Regions from separate parts of the Homo sapiens genome. Here region 2 is linked to region 1. Evidence: chromatin contacts called from ENCODE Hi-C or POLR2A ChIA-PET data. All regions are on one chromosome and are shown on one strand. Each heading gives the region's core, a stretch centred on a gene start or an enhancer-like site at or near the end of the contact. The rest is flanking DNA. Distances are from core to core; before and after follow the strand shown. Region 1 overlaps TENM4 (teneurin transmembrane protein 4). Region 2 overlaps TENM4 (teneurin transmembrane protein 4).

Region 1 (2,700 bases), core at 152-2,651:
GAGGACGCTGAGGCTTACAAAACTAGTCAGTTCTCATAAACACAAAAGCCAAATTCAGTCTACCAAACCATGGTGCCTTTGCATAAAACTTAAACACCTCCTGGAATGTCTGTCCATGGCTAAATGCAGGAAAAAGGTCCTCAGTGAAGACAGTAGCATCTGATGTCTGAGGCAGGCAAGCCTACAGACATTTGCTTTGTGACTAATGGGGACACCAGGCTCTGGCTTGATAAATGTTCAGGAGAACTGTCAAAAGTCCTGCAATGATGAAATTTTAAGTAAGATCACTGGTCCAGGTCTAAAAACTAACTTCTAAAAGGAAATTCTCCTATGGGGACAAGGAATGTTTTCTATGGGGACAAGGAATGTTCTGGGCCAAATCCTTTCTATCTTTTGAGCTCTCAGCTCAACTGCCTCCCCGTCCAGAAAGACTTCCTTGATCTGTCCTTTTCCTCTTGAATGCTGACAGCAGGCAACCCAGACCTCTCATTTTCATTTCCTCCCCAAGAGCATGCATACTGATGTCCACATGTTGCCTCCTCTGGGAGGTGTGAAAGTCCCTATCTTCTCTTCTCTGTGCTGGGTGAACACAGAGCCTAGAACTGAGCAGATGCTCAATTAAGTTTATTGAATGAATAGCCATGTGAATGGCCTGAGCTGTCAGTGCAAGCAAGTGAGGTTCATGTGGGGCAATTTGTGTGCAAAAAATCATAGTAGACCACTCTGGGCCTGCTAGACCATGGGTCTATGCAGGCCTTCACTTATTTGCCTGGAGCCAGAGTTGCAGAGGCTTGAGCTAGGCCCTTTATTTCCCTTCCCTCACCCTTTCTAGCTTGAGAATGTTAAGAAAGGGGACCTTGATGTTTCCTGGGTTCCCAAAGGAAAAGCTCTGTATTTGGGAGCTCAGCAATGGAAACCTCACTCACAAACCCCAGAAAGAAACATTAACTTCCCAAAGAGCAAATGTTTCCTCTGGTCTGAATGGACTCCTTTTTTTTTTTTTTTTTTGCTCCTATGGCCAGGAGGGAAGACAGAGGTGAGAGGCTACAGAGGAGACTTCTTTTATCCCCCGACAAATATGCACCCTCGTCTTTGGAGGGAATCTCAGAATCAGTTCACCCATTCAGCATTTATTGAATGCCTATTCTGTGCCAAGTATTGTACACTAGGTATTGGGAATAAAACAGTGAACAAGATAAACATGGCCTAAGAGAGAACTCTCTTATAGTTTCTATTTACTGGCTGGGTGACCTGCAACAACTCACTTCTCTTCGGTCCTTGGTCAGTGTGTGTGTGAAAGGGCACACTTTCCTACTTCACCACTTTCTGGAGGATGAAGAGCCATGGGTACCATCAACTCCTACTAAGCCCTGAGGGAAAGACCCATGTGTCATTTCTTTCCATATCCCCAGCGTCCGCACAGAGCTGTGCCTGATGCATGGTAGGCCCTCAGTAAATATTTACAGAATGTCGGGGAAAGAACAACAACTCAGGTAGTTGGGCTTTTTGCCTGCACAAGCAGTTGCTTCTCTCACGCTACCTGGGAGTACACATTGGTACACTTGCAAAGCTGTGATGGAAATTCCAATTTATACCCTCTTCTTACAGATATAGCTACCAAGTATATCTGTGAATCAAGCCCAAATGTGAGTCATTTTACTGCTATTTGTGCACACCACTGCCAGTAAAGGTCACTTGCTTACCTGAGTTTTGCAAGCCTGGTTTTCCAGGAAGTTTCTTTGCTTCCTACAAGTTCTTAAATATATTTGCAGTTACTAGTGTCCTCCAACACGTTAGGCAGTTTTCATTTTAGATGCACAGAAATCCTGAACACCGAAACCTCCTGGCTGCACCTCCCTGAACCAAGATCATAGTGAGGCTCCTTTACAATGCTGGGCAGAGCCGTATGTAAGAGAAAGAGACTCGGCTTTGGTGTCAGAGAGCCCTGAGTTCAAGTTTTGGCTCTGCCACTTAGAAGCTGTGTGACTGTCATCAAGTCACTTACTTTCTCTGGAGCTTTAGTTTTCTTATCACTAAATGGAAATAACGCCCACCTTATAGGATTGTTATGAGAATTAAAAGAGATAATGTATGTGAGTACTTAGCACCATGCTTGGAATATAGGAATTCTGAAAAATGGTAACTATTAATTCCACAATTACAATAAAGTCATGTTGAATGAATAAATCGCAAAGCCCTGAATCATCACCATGGTGATCACTCTTCAGCGTTTACAACAGGGGTTCCAAAGCAAAAAACCTTGAGAGAAAAAGAGCAGAACATATCTAACAGAAGTGTGATACTATTTTATTACACTGAATCCCACTCTGGACAACCTGCTGGCTCCTAGGAGCTCTAGTCGCAGGAGGGTGCCTGTAGCTGAACTTGCAGTTCAGAAACTGATGAGAATGGCTGTAGCCCTGACACTCAGAATAAAACCAGACACATGGGCTCACCATGTATTCAAAGATGAAAGCTCCTTTCTGCATTAGACTAGCATCTCAGAGCAAACCAGGCAGGGGCTGCTACCCAAATCCATACCTCTCTGCCCTGGGTTGAAGGTGTGCCATAAGGAGAAGGCCCTAGTGTTAATCAGCCAGGAATATTAAACAGCCCCTTGTTGTATGCAGGGACTTGATGGATTAAAAGATGGGGATAAGCCTCATCCTTGACAAGTAGTCAGTGGTTGGGAGGACAGCT
Region 2 (2,700 bases), core at 164-2,663, 39 kb after region 1:
TGAAAATTGCGACTCCATTGAACACACAAATGATAAGAAGGCAAAACAGCCTTTTTGCTGTTTTATGTTTTATGGAGAAAGTTTTAGTGGTCTGGATAAAAGACCAAACCAGCCACAACACTCCCTTAAACCAAAGCCTAATCCAGAGCAAAGGCCCTAACTCTTTTCAATTCTGTGAAGTCTGAGAGAGACAAGGAAGCTGTCTAAGAAAAGTTTCAAGCAAGCAGAGGTTGGTTCATGAGGTTTAAGGAAAGAAGCAGCCTCCATAACATAAAAGTGCAAGGTGAAGCAGCACGTGCTGATGGGAGAAACTGCAGCAAGTTATCCAGAAAATCTAGCTAAGATTGTTGATGAAGGTGGCTACACTAAACAGCAGTTTTTCAACATAGACAAAACAGCCTTCTATTGGAAGAAGATGTCATCTAGGACTTTCATAGTTAGAGAGGAAAAGTCAATGCTTGGCTTGAAGCTTCAAAGGATAGGCTGACTCTCTTGTCAGGGGCTAATGCAGCTGGTGAGTTGAAGTTGAAGGCAGTGCTCATTTATCATTCCCAAAATCCCAGTGCCCTTAAGAATGATGCTAAATCTACTCTGCCTGTGCTCTTTAAATGTAATGACAAAGACTGGATGATGGCACATCTGTTTACAGCATGGTTTACTGAATGTTTTAAGCCCATTGTTGAGAGCTACTGCTCAGAAGAAAAGACTTCTTTTAAAATATTACCACTTACTGACAATGTACCTGGTCACCCAAGAGCTCTGATGGAGATAACTAAGGAGATGAATGTTGTTTTCATGCCTGCTCATGTAACACCCATTCTTCAGCTCGTGGATCAAAAAGTAATTTTGACTTTCAAATCGTATTGTTTAAGAAACACATTTTATAAGACTATAGCTGCCATAGATAGTGATTCCTCTGATGGATCTGGGCAAAGCAAATTGAAAACTTTCTGGAAAGGATTTACCAATCTAAATACCATTAAGAATGCTCAAGATTCATAGGAGAGGGGTGAAATATTAACAAGAGTTTGGAAGAAACTGATTCCAGCTCTCACGGGTGACTTTGAGAAATTCAGGACTTCAGTGGAGGAAGTAACTGCAGGTGTGTTGGTAGTAGCAAGAAAAATAGAAGTGGAGCCTCAAGATGTAACTGAATTGCTGCCATCTCATGATAAAACTTTTATGGATGAGGAGTTGCTTCTTATGGATGAGCAAAGAGAGTGGTTTCTTGTGATGGAAACTACTCTTGATGAAGATGCTGTGAACATTGTTGAAATGACTGCAAAGAATTTAGAATATCATATCAACATAGTTGATAAGGCAGAAGCAGGGTTTGAGAGGACCGACTCCAGTTTTGAAAGAAATTCTACTGTGGGTAAAATGCTGTCAAACAACATTCCATTGTACAGAGAAATCTTTCAGGAAAGGAAGAATCGATACATGAGGCAAACTTCATTGTTTACAGAGTACCCACCGTGTGCACTGGTCTCACGTACACAGTGACCACACACCTGTATGGTCTGGATAACCCTGTAATAAATATTGTCTATAAATAACCAAGAGGCTGAAGCTTAGAGAGGGGACTCAACTTGCCCAAGGCCAGACAGCTTCAAGGCTCAGTTTCAGAAACCAAGACTCCCTGGTCACAACAGAACCCTCCAACTACAGGATGCAGCAGCTTCTGTGTGTGACTGGATTGTGGTCTAGGCTTGAGGTAGGGAGTGAGGTGGGGACAGGGTGTGTGGGGACCTGGAAAAGCAGAAGGAGACAGACAAGACTTTATTCCCAAACACTGCCTCCTCAGAAAACTTTAAAAAGAGAAGTTTACCTTTGCAATCTGGAGGAGGTTTTCATGTTTCAGCTCATGCTGAATTGTTTTATGCCTTAGCTATAAACCTCCGACAGAGAGAGTGCGGGGGCAAGGCTGACCCAACTTTAAGTATGGCTGTGCTGCTGTAAAGCTCAGGTTACGAGGATCACTTCTGGTGCCAAGGCAGTTTAACAAGTATGAATGTGCATAATTCATTCCAGTTGTCCTGCCTCGGCACAGAAGGGCTATTTCTGGGGTGGAGCTCCCTACACTTCTGCCAATGTGGTTCCCATTACTGGATCCGGTGCCTTGCTGAAGTTCCCTCCATGCCCAGGAAGGGCCTGTTTTATCACAACTGCCAAACCATCGGTTCTCTGTAAAGGTTTGGAGGGGTTCTGTATTCCAAGAGGCGAAGTCAATGCTTGGTGTAAAGCATTGCTTGGTTGTGAGGGTGGGCTCTCATGAAAAAAAGCACCCAATCTCACCCGTCCCAAGAAATCTTTCCAAAACCCAATTGCTATTGTCCAGTCTCTAGCCAATCTAAGTACAGGCACTCCCATTTTCTATTTTGAAAAATCTCAACCCTAAGGAAAAGTTGAAAGAATAGTGCAGAAAAGCCCATATACTCTTCATCTAAATCTGTCAGTTAATATATTGCCACATTACTTCATCTCGATGCATAAAAAGTTTTTCTGAATCATCTGAAAGTTGTAGACTTCAGTACACTTTATATCAGCACACATCTCCTAAGAATAAGAGCATTCTATCATCTAACCACAATATGACTATTAATGAATAATTATTCCATATCACCTAACATACATACTATAGTTTAAAATTTCTCCAATTCTTCCCAACTGTCTTTTTTTTTTTTTTTTTGAGACGGAGTC

What was found. Hi-C counts contacts between places; a loop is a spot of excess contacts on that map. ChIA-PET counts read pairs that join two places held with the same protein, here RNA polymerase II (POLR2A). Pooled maps may share reads with other maps.
Region 2: a map of Calu3 shows a loop between it and region 1 (2.1-fold over the local background). The contact joins two enhancer-like sites. A Hi-C loop is called at or near these places in 1 of 168 maps with a recorded cell type or tissue (Calu3) and 1 of 50 pooled maps. POLR2A ChIA-PET finds 5 or more read pairs at or near these places in 2 of 52 experiments (BJ and activated CD4-positive, alpha-beta T cell).

Annotation. Positions count from the first base shown.
Region 1 is chr11:78,906,255-78,908,954 of GRCh38, forward strand. The region is part of intron 6 of TENM4 (teneurin transmembrane protein 4); the gene reads right to left. Among named protein-coding and RNA genes, the nearest start is that of TENM4-AS1, 190 kb to the right of the region's middle. Within about 2 kb of position 1,402, at least 2 of the 41 ENCODE cell types and tissues checked have a DNase peak (open chromatin) inside an H3K27ac peak, as active enhancers do.
Region 2 is chr11:78,945,703-78,948,402 of GRCh38, forward strand. All of the region lies in intron 6 of TENM4 (teneurin transmembrane protein 4), which reads right to left. Among named protein-coding and RNA genes, the nearest start is that of TENM4-AS1, 150 kb to the right of the region's middle. Within about 2 kb of position 1,414, at least 2 of the 41 ENCODE cell types and tissues checked have a DNase peak (open chromatin) inside an H3K27ac peak, as active enhancers do.